2 separate regions of the Homo sapiens genome follow, and region 1 is linked to region 2. A link is a loop called in an ENCODE intact Hi-C map of the cell type or tissue named here. Cell type or tissue: MCF 10A. All regions are shown on one strand. Each heading gives the region's core, and the rest is flanking DNA. Links, peaks and the distances in the headings are about the cores only.

Region 1 (15,253 bases), core at 4,226-12,225, 130 kb after region 2:
ACATCCACATCCCTAAAACCAGAAGTGCTTTAATTATATACCATTTTAAATTAAATTTTTAAATTTTAAGATAATTGTAGATTCATATGCAGTTATAAGAAATAATAGAGAGAGACCTTGTGTACTCTTTACCCAGTTTTCTCCTGTGGTAACATCTTGCAAACCTATAATTCAATATCACAGCCAGGATACTGGTATCGACACAGTCAAGAAACAGAACATTTTCATTACCACAATTATTTCTCATGATTTTTTTTATAGTCACACTACTTTCCTCTTGCTCCTGCTCCACATACTATTTTGTAAAATGTTTTCTGCAATAGTAATATTTAAATGACTGTCTTTTATTTCCTTTTTATTAAACATTATTTAACTGAACCCTAATAAACACCCTTACATGTAAATCTTTTATAAATAACTTTTCTTAGAATAAGCAAATTCTCTTGATACATATTGCTAATTTGCCTTCAAGAAAGTTTGACAAATTTACATTAGCACCAACAAAATATTTTTAATGAAATAAAAAGGTAACATAAACTTTTAGTGGTTTATAAGATCTTCTGAGATCCATCATTTACAAGGGTGCCTAATAAATTCTGCCACTTCAATTGAGCAAGTTGTTTTAAAATCAGATCAGTTCAAGTTAATATGTTTATTACTTTTGGTCAAAGATCATTGCAAGGGTATTAGAAAAAAATATAAATTCAATGTTAACTTTAAAAACAACTTAGAAAAACCTGAACAAAGCCAAGTTATATATATTCTGGGAAAAAAATAGATTACATTTTGGAGTTACAAAAGAGAATCATCAGTCCCATCCATCAAAATGTTGTTTTAAGACTATTATTTTTGGCTGGGTGTGGTGGCTCATACCTGTAATCCCAGCACTTCTGGAGGCTGAAGTGGGCTGATCACCTGAGCTCAGGAGTTCAAGACCAGCCTGGGCAACATGGAGAAGCCCTTCCAAAAATACAAAAAGTAGCTGGGCATGGTGGCAGGTGCCTGTAATCCTCCCAGCTACTTGAGGGGCTGAGGCAGGAGGATTGCTTCAGCCTGGGAGGCAGAGATTGCAGTGAGCTGAGATTGTGCCACTGCACTACAGCCTGGGTGACAGAGCAAAACTCTATCTCAAAAAAACAAAACAAAACAAAAGACTATTATTTTTGGTATAAGCTTGATGTTCACCTTTGGAATCATCCAGCTGAAAAAAAAATCATATAGTATCTTGTTGGACAGAAATATTTTTGGAACTCTCTTTTAAATTGATTATAACCTCTACTAGATAAGCACCCTAAAGACCATCCGGCACATTTTTTGGTTGGTTGGTTGTTTTTGCATGCATAGAAAAAATTGAAAGAAAATGAAGAGAGTTCTTCATAATCACAGGTATAGAGATTATAGCATAAGGGCAGTCTGATTGCTTGAGCTCAGGAGTTTGAGACCAGCCTGGGCAACATAACAAAACCCTATCTGTATGAAAACTACAAAAAAAAAAAAATTAGCTGGGCATGGTGGCGTGTGACTGCCGTCCCAGCTATTCTGAAGGCTGAGGTGGGAGGATCACCCAAGCCTAGGGAGGCTGAGGCTGCAATGATCCATCATTTTACCACTGCACTCTAGCCTGGGCAACAGAGTGACACCCTGTCTCAAAAAAAAAAAAAAAATTGTCAGTCTAATACACACTGTTGTTGATCATGGTGTACAGTAGTTTTGCAACAGATTGCCATAAAAAAAGTTTAACATTCATTAAAAAACAGGAGTTCCACAAGGTAAAATAACTCACTGCTGTGCCATATCCTGTGTTGTTCAGTTGAACCAGTGATCCCTTTCAAATTATAATCCCTTAAGATAATAGTCTTTATTTTCCTTGTCCCTCTCTCCAGTGGCCTCTTTTGAAAAGTCGTCCTCATCCACAGATGGTCAACATTATGATGGAATTTTGTTTTCCTCTCATGTGAATTTGGAGCTGATAGATGCTTCTCAGCTCCTTGCTGGGACCTCACTGACAAACCCGCTGGCCCCAGAACTACTTGTGACATCAGGATGACGCTTGTGAGGTTCCTGTTGGTATCTTCTGCTGAGCTACAGGGCCCAGTGGACAAACACTGATGAGAACGTGAAGTTCAGAATTCGTTACTGCCCCTCACAAAGCCTATGTGACCGGGAGTAGATGACTAAACCCTTCACTGTCTTTTCTCCTATTAGAACATAACATTGTCTAGTTCTAACACAGAGAACAGAAAATGAGTTAGCAATGTCCAAATTCCCTGCAGAAACACTTGGGAATCGACTGCCAAAACGACCTTCTCTGCAAATTCAGGGGTTACACTCAAAACTCTCCAAGGGCACTTAGTGGCTGACATACTAGTATTCTATGATGAATCAGCCCTGAAATTTGCACTGAGACAGTCATACTAAGGAATATGCAGTGTCTGGGGAGAAATGAGGTATTTGGATGAAAAATGGAGTGTCCCCAGATATTTGGGGGAGGAGATAGGAGCAACCCAGAAACCCTCCATGTCTAATCAAGTGACTCATCTTGTGACAGCAGTCCCCATCCTCCATTCCACCTCACCAAAAAAAGATGTTTTGCATCGAAAATCACCATTCACAAAGAACACAAGGTGTCTTAGACATGATAGTAGTAGGTCTTTCCCTGAAATGCTCCACCTTTGCTCCTTTAAAATTTTTAGCAGTTATTTGCTATGTTTCCCCATGCCAGAAAAAGAGGAAAGGATGATTTGGGTTCTTCTATTTATGTAGATGTCACGTGCTTTTGACAGTTCCATCACATTTCTGACAGTTACATATTTTTATTCATGAGTTATTTGATGGATTGGTTCTTTGGGGGCATCAGAAGTTTACACTGGAACAAAGTTAAGGACATACAGACCTCATACTTTTGACACCAAAGGTCACACTTTGGATTAGGCGCTAGGGGCCAGGCCTCTAGACCACAGGAGCAAACACAACAGCAGTTTTTCAGAAGCCAAATCGGTGGGAAACAAGGCAAAGATGAAGCTGAGAGAGATTTTTGTGGCTGTTTTAAGGACATAAAAAGTCATGAAGCATAAAAAGGCCTCATAGGGATTCCCCCTTATTCCCAGCTGCAGAAACATTCTGCCTAGCTCATTTTGGAATCTGAGCCAGAAGACCCTTGGTGAGAGTGCCAATGGCCTGCTCCTGGCCCAGCTACCTGCTCCCCTGTATGCCTTAGAAAACATGGACAGGCCCGGCTCCTCCTCAGCCTTGGGACAGTTCCTTCCAGCTTCCCAGCCAGCTTCCCAGAGATGTTCTTGGACTGCACCAGCAACTGCTGGCCTAGAGTCAGTCCAAGTGCCCAGATGTGCCAATGCAGAGCCAGGGATGCCAGACTTGGCATGGGGGTCCGCCTGCCTGGGGCCATTGGCTTGCCTCAAGAAAATAGAGTTTGAGAGGGCCTGGAGTTTCAGCCCCTAGATGGGGCTGGGTGCCAGTGGTTTTCTGTAATTACACATGGTCCTAAAATGTGTTGTTCTCAAAATTGGAAAATGAACTGTGGATTGGAGTCTCCACATGTACCCACCATTCTATACAAAATGCTTCATTTGGGAATATTCAATTCTTTTTCATTTCCTTAAAGCAGTCATTTTTCAAACATTTTCAAAGCAGTAGAATCCACCTTTCCAAGAAACCTTACACATATATCCCACAGGGAAACCGACGAGATTGGGGCTTACACACCCTACTCCATTAAGCAATTTCATTGTATAGCTTGTCATCCCCTGAGGTCTAACCACAGTTTCCTTAAGCTTGCAGAAAAACTTATTTGAAAGCAATAGTTTAAGAAGTTTTAGAAACAAATCCATTCTTTCTTAAAATCCAATGTTTTCATGACCAATTTTTAGCAGAAAAAAAATAAGAAAATTCATATTTTTTTCAGTGTCAAAATTCATTCAACAAACATTTTCTGAATATAGGGTACAAGCCAGGCACTGAGCTGGGCATTGAGGATGAAGAGATGAAACACAATTCTAGCATCTAAATAGACCTTGGTTGGTGAGTGGCCTTGGGAAAGTCATTTGCATCTCTCTGAGTCCCTGTGAAATCATGAAGGAAAAAAGTGCTAACAATGTGAGAACTGATGATTATTGTCATATGGACTCTTCATTTTACACTAAAGGAAGTTGAGTTCCAGAGTGGGATATCAGACTCAAGGCCCAGACTTCACTTCTGGTCTCCTGACTTCCAAGTGAACAGTGTTGCAGCTTCCCTGACTGCAGTTATAGGAGAAGACAGGGAGGAGATAAAGATGAGAGTGCCTCGGGAAGAGCAGGGATGGAGGAGACAACCTGAGTCTTCTGATCCAAAGGTAAAAACTGAAGATACTGAGTATTAGATGATGGGGCAAAAGGACTGCAGAAGTTGGGTATTCAGAGCCTCATAGAAATGACGTGAAAATCCAATATACCAGTTTGGTATACAATGAGTTCCCATTACAGATGACATTCCTTATGGTTTTCACAGCATTTACACTGCCAGTATCATATTTAACCCTCCCAGCAAGCATCTAGATAGGGTAGGAGGGACATTGTCCCCATTTCAGAAATGGAGAAACTGAGTCTCAGAGATGTAAGCTGACTTGCCCAATGTTGAACAACTGATAAGTAGCAGAGCCTGGATACCTTAGTGAGTCAGGGGCTATGAGTTCTACCCTTTCTGTTCCAGTTGAGTAATGTATTGAGTTAAGAGATAGGCATGGGTCTGAATTCTGTCCTAGGAGTGTGAAGATGGAGTGACATTGAGAGAACTGCAGAAGAAAGGGACTTGGCATTTATGGAGCATACACCTGTACCATCATATCAAAATGCAACACAGCTATTGCCTCTTGGAACATTATAATAGAATGGGGAAATCAAGTATATAAAGAGGTAAATAGCATCTAGGGTCATGAGTCCTATACCAGAGATATGCACAGGAGCTTGTTTAATGATTATAGCAACCAGGTAACAGACTTTTTACTAAATTTCCAACTCTCTGATGAGAAAACTGCGACTCTGAGAGTCCAAGTAACCAGCTCCCAGGTCATGCAATCAATACATTGAGGGAGCAGGCGTTGAACTCTTGTCACTGACTCCAAAGCCCTCTTTGTACTTTACCCAGCTGCCCGCAGCTTCTATGAGAGTGTCTGCAGGCACGCCGGCTGGAGGGGGTAGGAATAATATTATTTCATTTATGTTTTATTTATGTGGTGGTGTGATATTTATCTAGCAGCTTTCATCTGGGAAATGTGAAGTGTTTTATAAACAGGTTCTTATTTTTTTCTCCCTCCCCTTCCACTCCTCCACCTGAGTACTTAAGAACCAAAGAGGTTTCCAGAGAAGACCAAGGTCACAAGGGTGGACAGATGTATATGGGATGGTGGTTCCCCATGTGTGGATGCAGCTGTGTTTGGTGATAACAGCAATAATCTCTTAGATTTGTATATCCCTCTGTTGTTTACTAACCTGTTTCGTGTCCAACTTTTATTTGATACCCACACCAGTCATGTGAAATTGGCAAGACAAGCATCAATTTACAGAGGAGGAAACTGAGGTCCAGAGAGATCAATTAAACTGTCTAAAGTCACATGGCCTGACATAAAAGTAGTGGAGAGTCAAACTCAGGTCTGCTGATTCATACAAAAACAGTGTTGTGTAATGGCTAAGAGGCTGAACTTTGGAATCAGGCTGAATTGAGTTTGATTCTGATCTCCTCTGTGCCTTCAGGGCTATGTACCTGCGGTGGTGGACTTCATCTTTCCAATCCTACTTCCTTATCTGTGAAGTGGGCAAACCAATCATTTTTACCCCAGAGAGCTGTGAAGAACCTGTATCAGTTATACAGAAAGTTAAAGAACTTATCGCAGTGCCTGGTAGGTGGAGATCTCTCAATAAACAGCAGCTATAACTAAGATCCCAACCAAGGTCTCTTTCCACTATAACCAGTGTCTGAGAGGAGGGCTTGGAGCTCACATACACCTGAGAGGGTCTATTTGCAGGCAGGTCAAGGCGCCCGGTTTACCTGAGCTGCCCCCCAAGCTGAGGTTCTGTGTCCCATTCCCTCCCCTCCAGGCATCAGCCTCTGCGTGGGGTGCATTCTCAGGCAGGCTGTCTGAGGCAGCAGCTGCGGGAGGCATACACTCCCAACTCACCCCCACACACCCTGCCCACCTGTCTCCACTCCTTGCCTCTGGCAGCCCCACTTTGCCTAGGAGAAAAGCAGCAAACCTGCGTCCTCAGGTGCTCTCCTCTTAGCTCCCCCACCCCAGGATGCAGCCAAAGAAAACCAAAGCACTCTGTTTTCTAAGCCGGAGCCAGGAGCGATTCCCGTAAGGCACTGCCTGGCTTAATGGGGCTGTGTCTGGGCCTTGCCTCTAAGCCAGGCTCTGGCAGTCAGGAGGCTGCCCTCCTGCCTGGCTCCATCAGAGGCCGTGGCATTTGCTTAAGGTGATTCAAAGTCGAGGCCAAGGGGACAGAGATGGCAGGAGGCTTGGTTCTGGTTCTGTCTGTACTGACTCACAGCATGACTCTGGACATGACCCTGACCAGCTCCAGGCCTCAGTGCCTCTGTCTCTCTACCTTTACTAAACGGCAGCTGCTTCTATGTCAGTAATTCTTTACCCTGGCTGCATATGAGAATGACCTGGGGGAGGGTTTTGTTGTTGTTGTTTTGATTTTTTGAGACTGAGTTTCACTCTTGTTGCCCAGGCTGGAGTGCCATGGCGTGATCTCAGCTCATTGCAACCTCTGCCTCCTGGGTTCAAGTGATTCTCCTGTCTCAGCCTCCTGAGTATCTGGGATTACAGGTGCCCCCCACTATGCTCGGCTAATTTTTGGTACTTTTAGTAGATATGGGGTTTCACCATGTTGGCCAGGTTGGTCTCGAACTCCTGACCTCAGGTGATCCACCGGCCTCAGCCTCCCAAAGTGCTGGGATTATAGGTGTTAGCCACTGTGCCCGGCCTGGGGAAGGTTTTAAAAATGAACACCTGTGCCCCATCCCCATAAATTACCATTGAACTGGCTTGGTATAGGGGTCTGGGCAGCAGTACTTTTCAGAAGCTCAATAGGTGATTCCTGTAGGCAACCAGGGTCTAGATCCATGACCCTAAATAAATGCTGAGATCCCTGTAAGCTTTTGCATTTAAGGATTCTATCAAAGAGATAAAGGAGTAAGAAACAGAGACTTCTAGAAGGAGAAATTCTGATGGGTTTTGGTCTTTAAAGTATCATCAAATTAAGTTGTCTCATTGGACAGATGGGAAAATTGGGGCCCCAAACTAAGGGATGAGTTTAAAACCACATAATGAGCGGCTGGTGGCCTGGTCTAGAACCTGTGTCATCTGAAGCAAACCACAAAAATGTCAGTAATAAAAAGATCAGAGGAGGAGGAGGAGGAAGCTGAAAATAAAGAAAGAAGGAAATGCAAAAAAGGGCAAATAAAAAATGAAAAAAAAAAAACAGAAGGAAGTAAAAGAAAGGAATGGGAGGTCAGGGAAGAGAAAGGGGTAAAACGTAGAGGGACAAAAAGAAATAAAAGCCACAACTGAGGCACGAGCAACTCGGATAGTACCCTGTGAGTCAGGGCAGCTCTGAGCCACACTTGGCTGTACAGTTCGTATTTGGCAATTGCAACCCGGGCAAGAGCTCTGATCCCAGCTGGGGCCCCAGGCCCAGGGCTGGAGCCTGCGTGGGGACGGTCTGACTCACAGCTGCTACTTCCTCACCCTGTTTCCAGCCTCTTGCTCAATCCAGGCAGGAGGCAGGATAGATGCTCTTTTGCAAGGTGATCCCAGCCCAGAGGGCCCTGCAACCTTTATGAAACGATTCTGGTTAGGTGTAGGAAACAAATGGGGCAGCAGACCCTGTACTCCCAACATGCTGAACAGCAAGATGACTCCCAAAGCGGCCAGCCCTTTCCTGCCTCCAGGCCTTTGTTTGATGCCCATTTCCACTGGAGTGCCCTTCCCCACAGATACCCTGCCTCACATGGCATCTGAGGCCTCCCAAGTCTGGCCCTGTAATATCTCTCTACTCATGGTTCCCCTCCATGCTTTCTACACTACCCATAAAGCCATTTATTAAAAGTAATGGCAAAAACCACAATTACCAACCTTAAGACATTTACTACTCCTCACCTTTGCTTATGATGTGCTCACTCTCCTACGCAATGGAACCCACAGGCATCTTTCAAATCCCACAAACACACAAAAATCCCACATGAAATGTCCCTGCTTTAATTCCATCTTTCCAAATGGCTTTCTCTTATCACTACAGTCAAAATCATTCTCTCTCTTCTACAACTCCACATCAAGTGTTCAGTCTGTCCCCTGTAATACTTAGCACTCTGACTCTTTTATCTCAGACCACAAAATTGGAAGTTCTACGTGACCAGATTTACATCCATATAACGTCTCTGGGCATAAACTGTGAACTGTGACAGATCTGGGTTTCAATCTAGCTTCCACCACCTGCTATCTGTCTGCTTCAAAGCACAGTATCTTCATCTGCAATATAAACCTGTCAATTTTACCCTGTATTATAGTTTTAAGTATTACTAGCAATAATACAGGAGGAGTATCTGGAACATAGTGCCAGCTTTAAAAAACAGTTACTTTGCTGTTGTCATGAGTCACCTATGGGATTCCCTATGGGATCCTGTGCTGGGTCTGGCCTGGAGTGGTCTTCAGAAAATGTAGCTTACATTACTCAACTGAAGCTCAGTTGCTCTCTGAAAACAGTGTGGGCAAGGTGGGGATTGGGAGAGGAAAAGGGAGAGAAAATAAGAATGCGTCCAACAGTGCTGCAATATAAGGATGTTGTTCTGCTCTTTTACTCGTGAAAGAAATGAAGGCTGGCAGATCTACAGCAACTTTAACACTCAAAAACTCATTCCCTCCTCCTAATATCCCTGAGAGATAGGCAGGAATTCCTGTCCCTGACAAATGCAGAAAGATCCAACCTGATGCAGGTGGGTTGGGACAAGGTAAAGTTAGGGCTTAAACTCTCCTGCCCTTTAGAGGCCTTGCTGTAAGACTCTGCTGCCTGCTAGGAGAGGAAGCAGTCTTGGCTCCCGTTATGAATAGATGTCAGCCTTTTGGCACAATGCAACCCAACTGTCAGCCTAAAGGAAGCCGCATGTACTCAGGGAAACCCTGTCTGCTCTGCCTTTCACAGGAAGCCAGGATGTGGAGCCAGGAGAGAAGGGGCATTCAAAGGGCCTGGGAGACCCTTGGTGAAAACAATCAGTTGGTTTCAACATCCCAGAGAGATTCTCAATCAGGGTGAGTCTCAAATATTAGTAGACATAAAAATCACCTGGGGAGAGTGTAAAAAAATAAAAATTCCCAGAAATTCTGGTTCAGTCATTTTGGGGCCAACCTAGTCATTTGCATTAATCAGCATGCACTCCCTGATGATTCTGATATAAATGAATCACATGTTGCAAAATGCTTTAGCCTGTTCCCTAATCTAAATCTTATCTCTCTCCTCTCAGCCTGGTCTACCCCTCCTTCAGAATTACCTTTTACTGAGAACACTGAGAAAATCAATGTGCATATCCCATTCCCTTTATTCTGCCATCACCCATAATTTCTTCCTGTCCTGTTTCATCTGGGCCGTATAGACTAGGAGAGGGATGTTTGAGAGAGTAACAGCAACCTTCAACCTCTATAAAACCAGCTCCTGCCCTTCCTGACTCCTTGGGACTCAGTTCTATCAGTTACTGTATTTCCTTTCCTCTGGAATTGCTTCTCCTCCAATCTTTCCCATTTGGGGGACTGGCCCCAACATTCAGAGTCAGTGGTCTTGGTTAAACCCTCTGTGCCTATATCCGCTCTGCCCACTGTCTTTTCCTCCAGCACCCCCTACAACACAAACACACATCACTCATAACCCATGGATCCCACCTCTCAGTACCTCCATCCTCACTGCCATCATTCTAGTTTAGTCTTCATTTCTCCCAAAAACACTGTAGTTCAATAAGGCTAGAAAAGACAGTATGAGAGGGTAAGAAATCAAGCTGGAGAGTGCGGGAGCAGGAACTTTTAGTCTCAGATTCTCAGGAAATAGGAAGAACTGTGAAGAATTGTAGGGGAGGTAGAGAAAAGGAAAATGCTATCTAGCCAAATTTGTAGCTCTATCCATAATGATATGTCCAAAAGATTCTGAAGTAGCCTGCCACATATACATATACATATACATACACATATACATATACATACACATATACATATACTTAATTGCAATAATTTTCAGATAAAGCAAAGGCATCCATGAAGACTTTGCTTCCTTCTTCTAGTAGCTCACAGAGACCAAAGTTGGCACACAGCACTCTCCTAACACTAAAGACTCTACAACTCCTTCTTCATGGGATGTGTGAAAGCACAGAGAGGTGAGTAAGGTGTTTTTTTAGTTAACTTCCTTCCCATGCCTCATATCTGTTACATAGAAAGGGCATATCACTGGGAAAATAATGTGTTTTGCTCATTTTATTTATTTTCTTTGAGAAAATTGGTGTCAGAGTTAAGGGGGATAAGTGTTTTTCATACTCTTTTATTTAAACATAGAACTATTTATTCCTAATAAAATCTCATGGGAAAACTCAACAGGTAAAGGTAAAACATTCTGCTAGTAGCAGGAACTTAGTAGGCTCAAGCTCTCATCCACTAGAATTTGCCTCTCTCAGTGATTCCTGGGGTGCCTCAAAGTATGCCTACAGTCTAATAACATCATTTTGAAAACTGCTGAGCTAGTCCACACACATTATTTTGAAAGGAGAGAAGGAGAGACTTATCAGAGCTCATATATCAAGTCACAGTGGAACTGGGATTTGAACCCTTGATTCCTGACTCTCCTCCCAGTACTCCACCAGCTAGATGACTCTGCTATGTGTTCTGGGGTAAAAAGCCCAACTCAGGAGTCAAAGCAAAAATAAAGATCCCAAGGCCTGGTGCCCTAAAACTTGGCATCACCAGGGATGAGGTTTGGGGCCAGACACTCTGATCTAAGCTGCATGGGCACAGTCAGTGGACGTGCACAACCTCTGCAGGGCAGTCAAGGGCTTTTCTTGGGATTTTATGGCTTACAGTGGAAATCCATTAAATTATTAGTGTGATGAAGAGAATGGGAAAGGTTGCAGCAAGGTTGGCTAGCAGGACTGAAGGTGAAAAGACTCACTACAGAGAAAGTTCAGGCAGCATCAGAGGATGAGGCCAGGTAAGACAGAGAATTGAAGGCTTCCCCTGGCTGCATATCTTAAAAGATGTCTGAGTTAGGCTTAGGCAAAATCTCCTCCTTAAGAGCAAGTTCCCCCTTCCTCCTCTTTCTTCTTCTTTTTTTAATGGTTTGCTGGTTTGAGGAAGATTCTGTGGACCTGCAGACGTGCCAGGGAAGAAGCCAGAAAGTCTACCTTTGACTCTAAAACAAGAATGGTCGATAATCACTCGGACCTCACTTCATTTTAGTTTCCAAATTAAAAATAATAAAAAGGTGCAACTTTAGATGTTTATGGCATTCACCTCTAAAGAGCCCTAGCGGAGGGAGGGAAGTCCAGAGAGTACTGGCCCAGTGGTCACTGCTTGTTTTCCTTAACTTTTCTCTTCTGAACTTCAATTTCCCTTCCTCTGTTATGTCACTGTTATCCTCGGCAGATATTTTCTGCACAGAAACGATGTGTCCAGGACAGTGTTAGGCTTTGCAATGGAACAGAAAACAAATGTGAGAAAAATATTCCACTCTCAAAATGTTTATAAGCATGTAGCTCTGAGATGTAGCAGAAAGTGCATTGGCTTGGGGATCAGGAAGACTTGAGCCCAAGTCGAACTTTTACCTTCCTAGGCTGGTGTGATGGATAAATCACTTCAGCTGGGCCTCCACTTTTCCATGCATGAGGTAGGGACCACAGCACTTACCTAGCACACCTAGCCACATTGCCAGTACTCAACAAAGGTTATAGCCTCTTTTCCCTCTCTTAGACAGTCTGGGAAAGTCAAATTTGGGGTGAACCTGTCTTTTGACTTTCTGACCTTAGGCAAAAATTGAAGTTTTAGAAAACTGCTATGGAAGGACAAGATATCAGCCTCCAAAGGGTCTTCTATTAGCTATGGGTGGATGCATCTAAAGGTGTAAGTTGTTCAGTGAGCATTGAACGAATGAACGAATGAATGAATGTATGAATAAATGAATAAATGAACAAGCTACCCACAGTCAAAGTTCAACATGCCTGTGACTTATTTACTTTTTAGTTTTTATAATTTAGCACAGATTACCTAATCACTTTATCACTATAGTAGTTACATTAGTTCACTTAACTCTCATGTCCTTCTTATGTATGATGGAAAAATATGCAGTGGTAGATAGAATGCTGAATATGTATTATCTCTCGTAATGATACCACAGAGACACAGTGTTGCTGTGAAAAATATGTATAATATTTTTCTCAAGAAAATCCTTACCTATGAGACCCTATACGTGGAAGGTGAATTGTTTCCTTCAAAGAGGCAACTTGGTGGATGTTAAGAAGACAGGGAGGACCCACTTTGGGATCTGGTGTCAAGAGTCTAGTCCTATCATTGTCACAGGTTTGCTGTGATCAGAAGCCGGTCCTTTCCATAGTAAAAATCATTCTATTGTGTTACATGGTATTTACGAAAGTGTGGAACACATCAGAATCAAATCATTTAATGCAAAGGAAGCCTCCCACACTTTCTAATTTTCTTATAGTGCTTCAAATTAAGTCATGAAGGATGGCTTGTTTTAGTGCTAATATGTCCTTGACACCTCTGTAACATTCGCCAGCCTCCCTTTTTTAGAAGAGAGAGACCAAGGCTCTGGCTCAGAACATTCCAGAGGCAACAGTATCTGTCTAGAATTTTATAAAATTCTTTTGTTTTCACTGTATTGATTTTTAGAGTTATCTTCTATTTATGGCATGTAATCCTGGTTTTCCATTTACCAGTAGTGTTACATATTTCCATTTTGAAATCATTGATTTTAACCAAAAATAAAAAAAGAAAGAAGAAAAGAAAGAAATGAGTCAATTTCAAGAAAAACACATTAAGTTAATAATATCCCAGGTATGGCAAAATTGTGAAGGTGATGCTCAGATGAGATGCAGGAGACACTGTGCTTGTTGATTTTCCAGGGTCTTTCGAGGAGGGAAACTGTGAGATTATCTGTGCACTGCAAACCCTGAAACTGCCAGCCAGAACATTCTAATGGAGATTAAATGAACTTCAGTTTTCATGACAGCTTCTGGGAAAATTAGTTTGTATAAAGTGATACCCAGATATTCATGAGCAACTATTATCTTTAATTGGTGCTTGTAAGAGAGAAAAACGGGTCTATAGAGACTGAAAAGGCTAAAGTGCCCTTTAACTTTAGAGGCCACAGAAAACAGCCCACACTGCCCAGAGGCCACCCCAGCAAGAGGCTGAGGGCCTATGTGTTCTTCGAGCTCCCCCAGTCTGCGCCTCTCTGCTCCCTGGCCAAGAAGAGAGACAAGGCCAGCTGCACAGGCTGGCCCACTTTCGCGCTGCTGAGATCTCTGAGCCAAAGTGAGCTAGGGGCCCGGATTCAGGCCTCTTCCCCTGCTCTGTCCCCACTCTCAGTTTGAAATATAGCAGAGCAGGAAGGTGAAACCAGGACAACCCTAAACTGTAGAGAATGGGTTTAAGTGAATGGGAATGGGCTTTCCTCTCCCGACTCTGTGCGGTCCACCTCCCCACCCCGTCCCCACCCCAGGCCATCAGAGCTCACAGAAGACCTCTGGCTGAAGCTGACCTCTGGGAAAGCTATTGGATAGTGCTCTGAAGTCACTGACAGAAAGGAGGATATCCCAGCTCTGGAGAAGGAAGGAAAGGATGATGGATTTTTCCATGGATTTAACATTCACTGAACAATAAATGGGGTCAGCTGAACTAAACAAACAAACAAAAAAAACCACACACACACACAACCCTGCATCTGACAGCTGAGTGACAAGAGCTGCTGGCTGTGGACTGAGGATAGGCCTCGGGGTGCAGAGGTGCAGAGAGGGAGAGATAATTATTCAGGATAATTAGCGTCTTGGGTTAGAGGCTGCTAGTTCTGGGATGCACATGTGTGAGTATACTGACCCATCATTTGCATGCATCATCAACTCACAGCATGGCAGCACCAGACTGGGCAAAAATAATTGGCATTCATCCATCCAATCCTCTCTTCAACAGCACTGCATTCAACACTTACCATGTACATGGCTCTGTGCTATGTACTGAGGATACAGTGGAGAACAGTTCAGACACTGTCCCTGCCCTCCACGTACTTCATCTTCCAGCAGGAAAGATAAAAATATGAATAAATAATTGGAATGAAGCACGAGGAGTGCTCTGAGTTGAGTGCTCAAGTCCTACCTCACCTTTGGTAAAAAGCTTCCAAGAGACTGGGAAAATTTTATTTATACTTCTTTGTCTTGAGTTTCCTCACTGGTGACAAAAGTTGGGGTGGAGGAGAGGTCCTACATCCATGGTTTTTAAGCTGTAGGGCTCTTTAAAAGTGCCCAGAGGGCTGGACATGGTAGCTCATCCCAGCCCTTTGGGAGGCTGAGGTGAGAGGATTGCTTGAGACCAGGAGTTTGAGCAGCCTGGGCAACACAGCCAGACTCCACTTAATTTTTCGTAAATAATTAAATAAAATAAAAGTCCCCAGAGGCTGTTGAGAAGGAGGCTTCAACCAGATCTCTAAGCCACCTGTTTTTATTTTGTTTCATACATCGGAATTTTCTAAAATTGTGTTGGAACAAACAGTTCTGCTGAAATAGAGAGAGAGAAAGTGAAAAGAGGTTGACAATGACTCAATTTGACGATGACCAATATTCCTTCTAGCTCTAGCTTTCTAAGACTTTAGTGACCCTAATGTCCCTAAGTTTAACCCCATAACTCTTTTATAAGCAAATATAAATCTATGACCAGACCCACATATTGAAGTAATTTTCTACCCACTTTATCCACTTGTTTTTCTGTAAACACCTAGAAAGCTGAAGTCATTAGTATATATGTACGCACACACATATATGTGTACATTATATTATTTATGTAGAATACATAGATACAGAAAAAATGTAGATGGAGAGGTATGTTAATATGTTTACTACTGGGTTTAACTAAGTGTTGTTAAACTCCATGATATATTGGGAGGCCGAGGCAGGTGGACCACGAGGTTAGGAGATCGAGACCATCTGGCTAACATGGTGA
Region 2 (15,253 bases), core at 3,816-11,815:
CATTTCTAAACACACACACACACACACACACACACACACACACACACAAACAGAAAAACAAACACATAAGTTTGTTGACCCCTGTTCTAAAATATAATGCCCAACTTTTCAGAACATATCCCTGCTTATCTGTTCGGACTTGTCGGATAGTTACTCCACTTACAATACCTCTCCATTTTAAGTGTACTGAACTATTGGAAGTGCCAGGAAATCTACTACATTCTTGTGCTCATCTATTCCATCTCCAGACCACACTGTAGGTCTCAACACTCTATATTATCTAACTATTTTACATAATATATAAGAAAATGAACATATATCCACTTATAAGTCTTGATTCTCAAGAGCAGGTACAACCCATTCATTCAACACATATTTATTCAGTGCCCAAGATGTGCCATGCCCAATTTCAGGAGCTGGAGATAGAATGGCCACTGTGCTTGTAACACTTAGAACCAAATAGAAGACTATTCTCTCTCAATTCTGTGTTTCCACTGACCAAACCAGTGCCAGGCATGCTGTAGTCACCTAGCACATGTGTGAATGAATGAATAAATGTTTTTTAACTAGAATCACACTTTTATCATTATTTAATGCTATAAGCAGCAAGATGAAATTAAGGGTCAGACTTGATTCTATTCCCAGCTTTGACAGACAGGCAGTCAGGCAGTAAATAATGCTTAAGGACATAGAGTGTGAAGGAAAACTGCCTAGGCTTGAATTCTCCACCTTTGCCACTGGCTCTCTGCGTGATCTGAAGCAAATTATTAGATTGTTGTGTGGGGATAAAAATGTCCATCTTAAAGACATGCCATGTAGATTAAATGAGTTAGGGTTATAGAGTGCTTGACCAGTGCCTGGTACCTACTGAGTGCTTTATTAGTGTTGGCAATCATTATCATTGCCATTGTTATTGTTATCACCGCCCAAGCAAGGCCAAGTGACAGTTCTAGGAGCCTCATTGATAAAATGGGGACAACAGTATCTGTTCTGCCATGGGAATCCAATTAGAGACATCAGTGAGAGGACTTTGTAACCTGTGAAGTACTCTCCAGATGTGAAATGTGGTGATATCTCCCAGATGTGTGGGTGAAATCGTCACTGACACATCTGCAAGGAGCAAACATCTGGAGGCCTGGCATGCCATCATCTCAGCCTCTGCTGCCCTTCCCCCCTACTCTAGCTCCTTTCTCCACACACCTCTTTTCCCACCCAGGGGCAGCATGCCAGTTCCAAGGTTGCAGTGAGAAAAATAACATTCTTCTGTTCTCTGTCCAGTGTGGAAATTCCATCTCTTTGCAGTTTCCATCATGTCAGAGGTGCACTGAGGGTCCATTAAGGCTCCTTATGGGAAGGGAGGAGGGTGTAGAGAGAGAGGGAGGGAATGGGAATCCCTTTTACTGGGATTTTTACTAGTACCGCTAGATGAAATCTTTCCATCCAGTCACCAAAGCGATTATTGGGTCATGGCTACTGCTAGGAGGTGATTTTTTAAAAACAGGCTAACAGCAAAAGAATGCCTCATTGAATCAAAGTACATATCCATTGCAATTTTTTTTCCAACCATTTTTCCCCTTTGCTTTCCCAAATACAACAGTGTCTGGGTTAGTTCTCAAAGCAGTTTTGAATTTAAGGCTGAGACTGCTTTGTAGGGTGTCCCCAGAAGTAAGTCAACTGAGTTCAACACACATTTATTTTGCATCAACTTTTTTTCTGGGCACTATGCTTGGCAGTAGATGTCTGGAGGTGAATGGAGCATTGCACTGTAATTGTGGACTCCACAGACTCCGGGGGAGATAAGTCACAAAACACAGGGCTTTCCAACATGCTAAGTTAGGACTAACATAGAGGTAATCCGTGGTGCTTGGGAATTTCAGAGGAGAGGGCAGGTACCAAGACTTCATATTACCTGAACCCAGTACAGAACCAAGTATACATTAGGTCCTCCATAGGGATGTCATGAATAACTAAATGAGCTCCACCTCTGAGGGTTCAAGGAAGGCTTCCCAAAGAAAACTGTATTAGATCATGGTTGAATATATATGTCATGGTTCATAGGCTGCAAGAAGCAGCTACAGTTTGGCCCAAAGGAAAGTTACTACAAGTGTTTGAGAGGGCTTGGCTCATAGGTTTCAACCTGTGAGGGAAGGCTGGAGAAAGAGACTTGAAGAAGCCAGATCATTCCAGGGTCTTAGCAGCAAAAAGAGATAAAAAATATCACCCAGGCTCTACAGTTCAACACACTCAAGCTGTTCCTTTCTTGTATCACTCTACTCAAAATTCAGAGTGTTGGGAGTAAGAATCTAGTTGGCCACATGCAGGTCTTATGCCTAGGTAGCCTGCAGTGGAAGAATGTAACACTTTGATTTAAGTTCCACCAAGATCATACCCAGTGAAGCCAAGGTGGTTCTCTACTCCTTTCCTCCAAAAAGAATCAGGCATTGATCAGAAGAAATAACTGTTTCTGAGCAGCCAATAGAGAAATTGCTACTGTCCACTAAAGCAAGAGTTAGGCAGAAGGAAAAAAGCTGGCAAGAATATACATACCTATGGAAGCAGAATGGGATAAGGTATGGAGGTCCGAAAAAACAAGGGACAGGCAGGGAAATTGAAGCAGCTTAGGTATAGGGCATAAGACAAAAAGGTCTTATGAACAGGGTATGAATAGTGCAGAGCATGACAACGCTTAATCTCCATTCTGTACTGTGGTGTGAATGCAATAAGGCAGGAGGGTATGGAACCCAGTGCCACTGTTGCCTGTGTCATTGCTGCATGAAAATATTGTGTTATTTTAGCTCAGCATAACGAGAAGTTATATGACTGTGACATCCCCCTGATGTCAGGTGAATAGATTAAACAAGTCCAAATACTATTAACCCAATTACAGATGTGCTGAGTGGGATCTGAACTTGGCTTATCCCCAACTGGAAGTTTCACTTGGAAACTTAAAAGAAACAGGGGCAGAAAATTCTCATCCACACCCAGTGCACCATGTCCTCAGCCAACCACAGAAACCTCTGCTGCCCAATAGTCATCCTCTGTTCTGTTTTTGTTTGTTGACTTTGTTTTCAGTGCAACCCCTAACATCTTACGTAACAGAAAATAAGGTTGGGTGAGAAGCTCTTTCTCCTTAAATGTAGATTTAGGTTTTGTGGGAACTAATAGTGATGCCAATGGAATGAACAAGAGAAAAAAAAAAAGAAAAGAAAAAAGAAAAGGAAAAGCAGACCACAAACCTTTATGGAGCACTTACTGTGTGTCACATTCTATGCCAGGCCCTTTCTGATTTATTTATAGTGTCTTTCTTACAATGTCTGAGTGAGGTGGATACATCTGGTGATTCCTTTTTTTTTTTTTTCAGTGAACAAATGGAGCTCCAAGTCTGCTAAGTTTCCATGTTTGAGGAGGCTGAGAGTTGAAATCAATTTGTCTGACTCCAAAGATTAATATTTATTCTTCAGAATGTCTTCCTCCCTTAACAACTCCTTCTGAAGGTGTTTTGTTCCCCGTAACAAGGACCTGCATCTCATCTTGGTTGCCTGTCAACTTGTAACTCTAGTGATAGAAAGCTCATCATATTATCCTCCCCTCCCAAAAAAAGCAGCCCTTTATATGAACACTCCCTAAGCAAACCTCCTTTTGTCTTAACTCTATTCTCTTGACTCCAACAAAGGGGTGTATTCCTTCAGCTGCATACCTACTATTGCAACATCTGAAGATGGGGACTGGGCCTTGGTGTATTCTCCATGTAAATGGACAGACTCTGTGTGCTCTGGTTGGAAAGGCTCTTGGGAATCATCCATATTTGTGATTCCCAAATATGGCATGCATCAAAGACACCCTGGGAAAGTTGCAAAAACACAGAGTCCCAAGACGTAATTGGAATCTCAATGAGTGTGGCCCAGGAATCTGTATTTCTCCCCAAGCTCCCAGGTCATTTGGATGTTTGAACCCAGTTCCCCAAATTATATTGCATGGAAGATCAAGATCCAAAGAAGGAAAGAAATTTGCCTAGGGCTACACAGTCAATGAGTCATGCTTTTATTTTCTGAGAAAAAAGACCAGCCTTGATGATCTTTGCAGACAGCTCCTCTAAGACCTGCCTCTTGTTCTGCCCCAGAAAGGCTGTTCGTTGACTGTGGAGTTGAATAGCTTGCAAGAGAGTGAAGAAACTACGTCATCCTTGATCATAAAACCTAGTGAACTGCAGCAACCAGGCTGGTATTTGTGCTACAAAACTGCCTGGGGAGGCTAACCCAACTTGGCACTTGCCTTGATTTCTGAGAAGAGGTAAGGTTTTCCCCCTATTATTCTCTAACTGCCCAAAGGTCAGAAAAGCAGATGGGCCTGGGGTTACCACGGGGTCAGGAATGCACTGGACATAAAATAAAAAAACACTCTACTCTTGGTTCTGGCACCTTTATGATCTTGGATGGGTACTTTTTCATTTCTGACCCTCAGTCTCCATATTTATAACATGGGAGCATTGGCCTCTGGAGGAGTTATGAGAATGTTGCTGTAGAGTGACCATGTTTTAGGCGAGAACTGCATCCTAGTTTTCTCCTAATGGCATGACTCCAGGCAAATCACCTAAATTCCCTGAGCCTCAAGACTTGTTCTGTGAAATGGAAGTGTTGACAGCTACAATATGGTGTATGTATGACAAGTAAATGAGATACTCCAACCAACATGCTTAGCACAGACCCTGGCTATGGAAAGTGTTCAACAAAGGGCAATTGCTGCTCTGGTTGTTATTGAAATTTGTCCTTCTAATCTGAATCCCCAAGAGATCAGCCTCTCTGACCAAGGAGGAGAGTGCTAAGGCCTTACATTTGATTGGACTTTTCTAGTTCCTATACCCACCATCTCTTTAGTCCCTCAGTGGCTCCTTAGCAAATTCATGAATGAGCCTTTTGGTAGACTCCAAAGTGAGTTGGTCTGGGACTCAGAAGAAAGAAGCCCACAGTTTACTCAGGCTTGGAGATCCTGCATGAACACAAACCCATATCTCAGCCTCTATTTCCTCAACTACAAAGTGTTGATCAGGAGCCCCATTCCGGAAGACTTAAGTAAAAATGACTTTGGAACTGCATGGAGTAGTATGAGCACACATTTTTTGAGTATCTACTGTATGGTTTAACCTATGGGCCCTGGAGACATAAAACATAGCCCCATCCAGGAGCTCACATATATTAGGGGAAAACAAATATATAAAGGCACAATTAAAACCCAATGGGTTAAGTAGGAACATCACAGATATGTGGGGATTGTGAGAACTGAAAGGACGAACTCTTGTCCTGAATTTGGAGCTATGGTCAGAGCAACTTTCCTAGAATAAGTAACACTTCTCCTCCAGGAGTTTGCTCTGTAAACATCCTCCTCTTCCACAAATATATATAGTTGGTTACCCTCTTCTTTTCCAGTTGCAGTCCCGAGACATTGAAAAAACAATTAGTAAAGCTGAAGGATTCTTCAGTGAAGTTCTTGTCCAGCTAACCTCTTTATGAAGAGACACCGAGGGCAAGACTAGGGAGAAACTAGAGTCCAGCAGCCTGTTAGTGTCAGGACTGGGTCCAGAATCTGAATTCTGAATTACCATTTGGGGTGCTTGTGACTACCTAAACTGACAACCTCCCCAGTCTCCCTGTTTCACACACACACACACACACACACACACACACACAAACACACACACAGAGGCATACATGCCTCCCTGTCCAGCAGAGCACACCTGTGGCCCCTTGCCCTCCCCTGCTGCCAACTCTTGTAAAACAGGAAAACAGAACAGCTTGGCTTTGGCTATAACATGTACAAACACTTGGAGCAAAGTTTCCAAAGGGAGACAGACAGTGAACGCCTTTCAGGGTCTGGCAGTTTTATGGGCAGAGGCCAATTAAAAAGCATACCCCCACACAAAGCCCGTGGGTTTTGTTTGGCTGTGGACTTCTCTCCAGGCCCCTTGTAGGCTGCATTGACAGCGCAAATTGGAAGGACCACTGTTCCTGAGGGATCCTGGACATTCACAGTGCTGCTGGGGGATCTTCCTTCAGGATTTCCTCATTTGAGCCCTGACGCCCAATTTCAATGGGTTTTAGCTATGGGCTAGGTCCAGGGCAAGGCTCCAGGGTTCAGAAGGAATTCTAACCAGACCATGCCCTTGTGTTGCTCATAGTCCTTTGGGAAAGAATGGCATTGAGTGAGGAAAGGGCTAAAATGAAAGTAGGGAGTCCCCACTGTGAGACCTCAGAGAAGAGTTATCAGCTCCTCTGGGAGAAGGCAAAAGGCCTCAGGAAGCCAGTGGATGACATTTAGGGTGGATCTGCCCAAGCTGGAACTCCACTCCCACCAGAGGGAGAACACATGCAAGTGATGAGAGAGGATGAGCGAAAGGCATTTCTGAGACTTTTGTGTGTCTGAAGAGTAGGGAGTTGAGTATAAGAATTACAACAATTAACATCTGTAAACTGCATGTCACATGCCAAGTGCTGTTATAAGTATCTAATGTAAACTGACCCATTTAATCCTGAGAAAAACCTTATGGAGGACTATTTCCTTTAAGTAGCAGAGAGAAAAACCAAGGCATGAACAGGCTGTCACCTGCCCAGGGCTACCGAACCATCAGCAACCCATGGTTTGTGTGGTCAGGACAGGGACTGGGGTTGACTCTTGGGCAGTACAGTTGGCTGGGAATGTGGTATTGCAGAAGAAGCTGAGACTTAGGGAACTCCAGGTCTCCATGCTCTGCTGCAACCTGGCTGAGGCTGTGACCCTCTCTAGACTGGCCAGAGACAGTTATCCTGCTGTTGTCAATCTCAAAGGGAGGTAGTGAAGATAAAAGAGAGATTAAAAGTGCTCTTTGTACCTGAGTCATCATCTGATATAATGTTTCACATCCATGACACATAGATCTCCCCTAGTGTGGTGGGGGCACATGGATAACCCAGGGCCCACAGAGGGTGAACGGCTTGCTCAAGGTCACATAGCAGCTCTACTTCAGGAGCAAGACTAGACCAGAGGTCTCTACCTGAGGAGACAATAAAGCATAGTAGTTAAAATTCTGGAGTCCAGTGAGATCTGGATTGAAATTTGGTTCTGCCACATACTAGCTGCCTGAGACCAGAGAGTTTCTTAAATTCCTTTAGGTTCATTTCCCATATTTTTGAAAGAAATGATAATTTATAAAGTATATGAAATGATGTTTATGTAAAGAATATGTCTTATGGTAAGCAATCAATTAAATAATGATGGTGATGAGGATGAGGATAGTGATGATGAGGAGGAGAAGGAGGAAGAGGAGGGAGAGGAGGAGAAGGAGGGAATTCAGCACTATTTCTATAAGTCCAGTATTTTACACTTCCACAAAATTCTACACTACTTACGTAAGCCCCTTGCTATGGTTCCCACACCTGCATTTGAAAGTCATAGCACATTTGTGCATAATTACACTCAGGGCCATGAATGGTTTTCACATAAAGCTAAATTATATTCTTGGCTCTCTGCTGTCCCAATGACTGTTTCTGCATGATGCAAATCATGCCTCATCCATGCACACTGTCCGTTGAACCCATGTGATTCATCATTCACTTCATGCCCCATCTAGTTCTGCCCAGTCTAACACTCAGTCAGCAGTGGGGAAAGATAAAACCCAAGTCATCAGGCTTTGGTTAGCAAATCCTATTGAGTCAACTTCCTTGACACCTCTCAGATCCAGCTTCATCATTGCAATGGCCATAGCTCAAGCTTCCTCATCTTCCTCCTAAACAATACCTATAGTCTCCTATCTAGTCTTCTTCCCACTCTCTCCTCCCCACTCTCCTACTCTGCACCCAGGAGGGGCATTTGAAAATGCTTATCTGCCCATGTCACACCTCTGCTTTCAGTCCAGTGCCTTCCAATGGCCAATGTGGTCTGGCTCTGACAACTTCTCCAAACACATTCTCCATCTCCCTGACCACACCAGTTGCTCACTATCCCTCAAATATGGCACACTTTTTCATCAATATGCTAGTCTCTCTGTCCCTCATGCCCTTTTTCTACTACTGTACTTACTAAACTCTTATAAATCCTTTGACTATGAAGGCTTTCCTGATGATGACTTGCCTTCCAATGGCAGAGTCCATTGCACCCACCCTTTCTCATGTAAAGAAGTCATTATAGGCCTGGCACAGTGGCTCATGCCTATAATTCCAGCACTTTGGGAGGCCGAGGTGGGAGAATTGCCTGAGCTCAGGAGTTCAAGACAAGGCTGGGCAACATGAAGAAAAATTACACTACAAAAAATTACAAAAATTAGCTGGGTGTGGTGGTGCACGCCTGTAGTCTCAGCTACTTGGGGGACTAAGGTGGGAGGATTGCTTGAACCTGGGAGGTTGAGGCTGCAATGAGCTGTGTTAGTACCACTGCACTGCACTCTAGCTAGGGTGACAGAGTGAGACTCTATCTCTTAAAAAACAGTCATTATAATAACTATTTACTAAGAACTTTTGTTTTCAAGTACACGATGGCTTTATATACATCATCTAATTTAATCTTCCCAACAGTCTTGAAGTAGTATATTTATCCCTTTCACAGATGAGAAAAGTGAGGCTTAGAGAGGTTAAGTTAATGCCAGCTAACCTGAGCTTATTAGTTAGCAATGTCTGTTGAGTTTGCCTCCTAAATTTCTCTTAAAGGTTGGCCCTGCCTCACTGTAAATTGCACAGCCAATATTTAAACCCAGATTGGCTTGACTCCAGAGTGTCTGATTTTATCCTGCTGTATTTAGTTAGCTAAATTCTGGGAGTTCCTTAAGGGGAGGAGCTGGATCCTGTTCATGTTAGTACCCCAAACCTGGAAATCAGTACTCTGGTATTGGTTGGAAGTTAGACTTAGTTTTTGACTTAAGATGGAGAAGGGAGGCACTGCACTTAGTAGCCCTAGCAGGTAGTGTGCATACACAGTGCTCATCATTTGGAATTACTTTGTCTGCTCAAGTTTAGATCTCAGTATCTCAATACCATCACTTACTACCTACAGGATTTGGGGCAGGTTATTCAGTCTGCCTAAACCGGAGTTTCTTGAATTGTAAAATGATCGCCACAATAGCACATGACTGTTTTGCTCATGGTTAAATGAGATAAGTATGTAGAGCCATCGGTATGAGGATCCCTTAAATGGTAGTTACCAGCATTTGTCTGTAGTGCACACTTTATCACGAAGCCTGCTGAGAGAAGATAATTCTTGACCATCCAGAAGGATGAGGTCATTTAGGGGTGATTTCCTATGCACCCCTAACACACACATCTGTGTGTTCACAACTTCTCTATATGGTGGTGAAGACTACATGAGAAGTCTCATCCTTGCCAGCATATTGTGACATGAGCTTCCCTGGCAAGTTCCGTGGCAGTGCATGGATCAATCTGGTCATGCAGAGGCCAGGGCACCATACCCAATAGCTTCATTTACAGGTCAAGAATGTTTCTTTTTTTTAACGACACACTTCTCTTTGGGGGTCTTGTTATTGCATTAAATTCCACCATGGTGACCACTTCTCTTTAAGTTTTTGACACTAGTTACAATTCACATAGCTGACAGAGCTGAAAATCATTAATTCTTTCTTTTAATCAGAATTCTCTAGGTCTTTCCCAACCAGATTTTCCTGGATGTCTGCCCAAGACTCACAGTATTATGCATATTGTCTCCATCAGGAGAAAAAATAAAAAATAAAATAAAAACACTATACATTGCATTGGATGCATGTTAACTCCCTTATCATTCAAGCTGGGAAACAACCCCTTGAGGTGGGACCAGCATTGACTCCACTTTGTTGATGAGAAACCTGATGTCAAGTTACTCCCTTAAGGGCAATAGCTGGTGAATAGCAGTGTTGTCAGATTCAAACTTAATCAGGCTCAGATCACCACACCAGCACATTGAGTGCTGTAATTTTCTGCAACTGTTGAGCTAAATTGTTCCTCGGGTTGGGTCAAGACAATGGAAAGCAACAGCAACCTGATAGCTCTCTGAAAACTTGGGACCCAGGCCCAGCAAACTGATAGCTCTCTGAAGGCCCATGTATACCCAGGAAGTGGTATACATGAGAGGCATTTAGAAGCTCCACCTGTATACTTAGAGAAACATAAACCCAATAATAGTAAACTTCCTGAAAGAGTGCCTTAGAGCTTAGATTGTGAGAGGTTGAGAAGCTTCCCAGGCACCAAGGTTGGAAGAATCTCTTTCTGCTTTGTTTTCTTTTGTGTTACCCATTTTCCCCATATGGATTGAAGTCCTGGGGAAAAAAATGCGCTCAATATGTAGGTTATCAGGAAGGGGATTGTCAATCTCATCAACATTTGCCAAATTGAGAAGTAGGCATGGTTTTTTTCTTTTTTACTCACCACTACACAAATGAGGATAGGCATATTTTGAATGGCTTATGTTTTATTGATATTCAGTATCTTTTCCTCTTCTGAAACCCCACAGTGCTACACTCTCTTCTCTTAACAGGTGTCATCTTTGCATTATGATATACCTGACCTACATCCCATCTGCTCAAGCTAGGTAGCTTATTTGAGCTAATATGAGGGTGTTAAGAATTTATAACATCTCTTCATACTCATTACCCTCCCAGGGAAGGGTACACTGGAAGCAGTGCAATTACCATTTAAAAGGATATTTCAATGATACCTCAATAAAGCTGTTTTAAAAATAGATAAATAAAGGGAGATTCCAGTGTTGGTATGTCACCCCCTAAGCTATCATCACCTCCTTCATGGAAAATGACAATGGCACCCCTCTCTTTGGGGCCTTCTCCAATCCATCCTTCACCCTGTAGTGAGAATGATTTTCTTAAAGAGTAAGTTGACTATTTAGTCATATAAATAGTCATGGATGCTTCAAGGCAGCATCAAGCTTCTTGCCCAAAGCTTCCAATGCCTTGCCAAGCTCCCAGCCTCACCTTTTAACACTTCCTATTTTGATCCCTACTCTTAAGGAAAGTTTTCAGTCCTTGAAAGAGGTGTACTGTCTCTTGTCTCTGGGCTTTTGTTCATATCTCTTCTTCCTGGAGCAAATTCCATCTTTTTTTTTTTTTTTAAGTTGTCACCTAGGCTGGAGTCCAGTGGCTCCATGTCAGTTCACTGCAAACTCTGCCTCCCAGGTTCAAGCAATTCTCATGCCTCAGCCTCCCAAGTAGCTGGGATTGATTACAGGCACGTGCCACCATGCCCTGCTATTTTTTATTTTTTGTATTGTTAGTAGAGACGGGGTTTCACCACATTAGCCAGGCTGGTCTCAAACTCCTGGCCTCAAGTGATCCACCTGCCCTGGCCTCCCAAAGTGCTAGGATTACAGGCATGAGCCACTGTGCCTGGCAAGCAAATCCCATCTTTTTCACCTCTCTGTCTGGCTTATTTCTACTCATCCTTTGGGTTTAGGTATCACTTTTTCAAGGAAGCATTTCAGGAGCCCTCCAGTGTGTCTCATGCTCTAACAGTGAGTGCAAAGAACCTCCATTCTTCCTCTAGCACAGCTTGAAATGACCAGACTCCTTCTCTATAATTTCCACTGGGCAATAAGTTCCCTGAGGGAAGGAAGCTTCTCTGTCTTTAGTTGCATATGCTCTGTGACTGGCACAGGGTAGATACTCAATAAGTGAATAAACAGAGGTCTCTCAAGCACATTCCCTTGGTAAGAAATACCACCCAAGCAGAAAGAGAGACAATAGGAATTTTTAATGCATGGACAGGCCTGCAGGGACTCTGGGCAGACCCACAGGTAGCAGGAAGAGGCAGGGTCCCACAAACTCAATAATGTCCAGCAAAAAAGAGAGAGAAGTCCTTAAAGACCCATGCTTCCTCACTGCAACCATCCTCAGAGCTTCCTTCCTGGTGCTGAAGAGGTCAAAACTGTCTCCTCTAGGGGTCAGGTCAAAACTGTCCCTCCATAGGTCTCCTCCAGGGGTCCATGGCAGGAAGAAAGCAGAGTGTGGCAGGAAGAAGGAAGAAGAGCAAAGGCCGCTTGGTCTCCACCTGAAAACTTCTGCCTCGGGATTGACAGCCATCCATAAGAAAAGGTTTAAAAAGGAGAGACTTTTGATAGAGTCAAATAATATCTTTGAAAAAATAAAAGATAGAGAAAAATGAATAATTCCATTGGTTACAAAGGTCTCTGTCCACTATCCACAGGAGAAACCGTTTGCTTTGGCCTTGCTGGCAAGCTTCATCTGCTAGGCCCATCCTCAGCTGTCCCCCAGCCCACCCAGGCCCCAGGATCCAGGAGAATACTGCTCCCCCTCCCATGGAGAGTCTCTGTGCTCACGGAGGGCAATACCCTCCCTCACCGGCCCTTGGACTCCCCGTACGTGTTTCGGGCCATTGACACCATCTTCTCCTCACACGTGATTTTGGTGTCCTTGAGGATGCTATACCACACCATGCCTGCAGGCCGGACCTCCTCGCTGCGGCAGAAAAGATAGGGCACTGTTTCCACGCGGCTCTGGATGTAGGCACTCCGCAGGAGGCTGGAGCAGTGGCTACTCACCCTCTCCAGTCGCCGTAGAATCAGGTGGGCCTTCCTGAAAGGTAGGATGAGACAGCCATGATTAAAGAAGTCCAGATCAAGAGTTAGACCTTTGAGGTAGTAAATGTCAACAAACAAATGGTAACTTCTCCCAACCATTTCCTATCTACTCCAGATTGGAGTGTGGTACTTCAAACACTGATTCAAAAATTGCCCTAGAACCTATCTTCTTCAATTGTGCAATGTGTTAAAAAATGAAAAAGAGGTAGAGCCTTTAACCTAGTATTTTCACTTCTAGGATATGGGAGCCCTAGGAGTTCAAAGGTGACCAGCCTTGGACTCTGATCAAATAGGTATTATTATAATGATTAAAAAGCAACAAGAACAACCAAAAGTTATTGACACCATATGCTAGACACTGGGTATGCATTTTACATATATTTTACATTTTTTATTTAGCCTTTATAACTATCCTGAATGTATTGTCTACCCCCTTTTAATGGGTGAGGAGCTCAAGCAAGGCTCAGAATAATGACATTACTTGACTAAGGCAAACATCGAGTCAGCCACTGGAGTTGGGAAGAATCTAAATCTAGGCCTGACCACCCACAGTCCCTTTCTAACTGTCTGTGTTCTCACTTCATGAACTATTTCACACTCTTTTCTCTCAGTCTGGAAACTTTGAAATCTTGCCCTTTGTGATTCCCTTTCATCAAATATATATATATATATGTCCCCAAATCAGAACTTTTCTGTGTCTCATTTTTTCCCACCTTTAAAAAAGTGATGATGGTCTTATCCTCAAGTTAAGTAAGAGAAATGCCTAATGCCTGGTATAGAGCTCAGAGTAAGCTTCCAATAAATGATAGCTACTCTTATAAGGGATTGCTGGAATGCGCCCTCAGGATCAAGGTTATGCTGAAGACCAGCCTTACCAAGAATTATTCCGTACTATGGAGGACATCATTAAGAACTTATCTAGAGCCCTATATCCAGCACGAGAGAGGGGAGCTGGGAGAGATCTGATGGCTGCACAGATAAATAAAGCCAGGAAGGATTCTTGCAATCACCTAGTCCAGGGTTTTTCAAAGGTGGCATTATCGACATTCTGGGCTGTATATTTTTTTGTTGTGGGAACAATCCTATAGGACATTTAGCAGCATCCCAGGGCCCCACCTACCGCCAGTAGCACCCTTGCCCCGGTCGTGAAGTGTGAAAATTCTTTAGACATTGAAGAATTTTCAATAGCACTCTTGCCCCAGTGAAACTGTCTTTAGACATTGCCAAATATCTTCTGGGGGCAAAATCACCCAAGTTGAGAACCACTGACCTAGTCTGACCCACTTTCATTAAAAATGTGGAAACTGAGGCTTAGAGAAGGAATAGAATATCTTTATCCCAGGTCACATTACAAGTCAGCTTCAGTGTCAAGGTGTCTGTCTCCATGTGGAAACCACTTTTCTCTGCATTCCAGCATCTTCAAGATGCCAGGCACCCTGGGAGGCTACATGAGAGGTTCTCTCTCCTGCTGTCCTCTCCATGTCCCTCTGATACCACAGGAGGGAAGGAGTTTTACAACAACAGACCCCACAAATGGGAGACTGTGTTAGGCACCTGCATAGCAGCTGAAAAAGGACCGAGCTTATGTGTATACATTTTGTGGGCACAATTTATGAGGTGCCTTTCAAAAAGTCCTCTTTGTATAGTTCACCACTTGGGTGGAATATTTCCTGAGGTGCCAAGAATTCATCACTTCATAACCACACTCTATCCACAGTCCTCTTTCCCCTCGGGCAAGTGCCCCCCCCAAGAGGAGCCTGAGGAGTTTCTTTTCCATTCCTTCTCATTTGAGTTCTGGCTTCATTCTTTAATAATTCTGTGTCCTGGGGACATTTACTTAACATCTCTAAATCTGTTTCTTCATTTGAAAAATGAGGCTGTTGTGAAGTTGAAGGAGATAAAGTCATTTCTTGCTGATTTGTTGAGCATTTATTATGTGGCAGAACTTCTGGTAGAGAAGATGGACAAATGGAGATGACAATACGAATGACAAAAGCAATTATAAAAGAAGTCACGAGAGCTGTGTGAAGACAGAGGAAGGTACTTAAGTAGGATCAAGGATGTCCAAGTAGGCTTCCTATTATAGTAGTAGGGAAACATGTGTTGAGCCTCCTAAATGAATAGGAGTTAGATAAAGAAGAGGAAAAGGTGGCCGGGCACGGCGGCTCATGCCTGTAATCCCAGCACTTTAGGAGGCCAAGGCGGGTGGATCACAAAGTCAGAAGTTCGACAGCAGCCTGGCCAACATACTGAAACCCTGTCTTTACTAAAAATACAAAATTTAGCTGGGCGTGGTGGTGGGTACCTGTAACCCCAGCTACTCAGGAGGCTGAGGCAGGAGAATCATTTGAAACCGTAAGGCGGAGGTTACAGTGAACCAAGATCGCGCCACTGCACTCCAGCCTGGGCAACAAGAGCAAAACTCCACCTCAAAAAAAAAAAAAGTAAAGGTAAAAGCATAGAGACAAGAGATGCATAGATGTTCTGAGAATTTATGGCTACAATACAGTGTACTAGTGGGGACACAGTGAAAACTGGAAGGAGCCATAGCCAGCCTGTTGAAGCCTAGGAACTAGGGCAGTGGTTGTATGCAGTAATGATACAACCACAGGCTCCAGAACACCGACTACTCAGGTTCAAATCCCAGCTCAGCCACTCACTCTGTGTGATACTGAGTGAAGTGCTTTACCACTTG

What was found. Hi-C counts contacts between places; a loop is a spot of excess contacts. Peaks named below come from ENCODE experiments on the same cell type or tissue, not always from the same donor. Only the 100,000 strongest peaks of a DNase experiment are listed, where the experiment ranks them.
Region 1: a loop joins it to region 2, with 13 times the contacts of the local background. A loop is called at or near these places in 3 of 110 quality-filtered maps.

What each region holds. Positions count from the first base shown.
Region 1 is chr9:116,541,790-116,557,042 of GRCh38, forward strand. The region is part of intron 19 of ASTN2 (astrotactin 2); the gene reads right to left. ASTN2-AS1 (ASTN2 antisense RNA 1) reads left to right here. Exons shown (of 12, transcript NR_033973.1): 3 at 1,884-2,052; 4 at 3,960-4,038; 5 at 4,163-4,351; 6 at 4,760-4,910; 7 at 5,525-5,645; 8 at 5,748-5,893; 9 at 9,198-9,304; 10 at 10,321-10,413. Among named protein-coding and RNA genes, the nearest start is that of ASTN2-AS1, 45 kb to the left of the region's middle. RefSeq lists enhancers at 5,541-5,835, 5,946-6,115, 9,089-9,258. In MCF 10A, for the core only: no CTCF peak of the experiment used is centred there; DNase peaks (open chromatin) are centred at 5,682, 6,342, 7,712 and 9,122.
Region 2 is chr9:116,413,536-116,428,788 of GRCh38, forward strand. ASTN2 (astrotactin 2) reads right to left here. Exons shown (of 23, transcript NM_001365068.1): 23 at 9,577-12,553. The coding sequence ends at 12,316. Among named protein-coding and RNA genes, the nearest start is that of PAPPA-AS1, 21 kb to the left of the region's middle. RefSeq lists a silencer at 9,196-9,452. In MCF 10A, for the core only: no CTCF peak of the experiment used is centred there; a DNase peak (open chromatin) is centred at 7,596.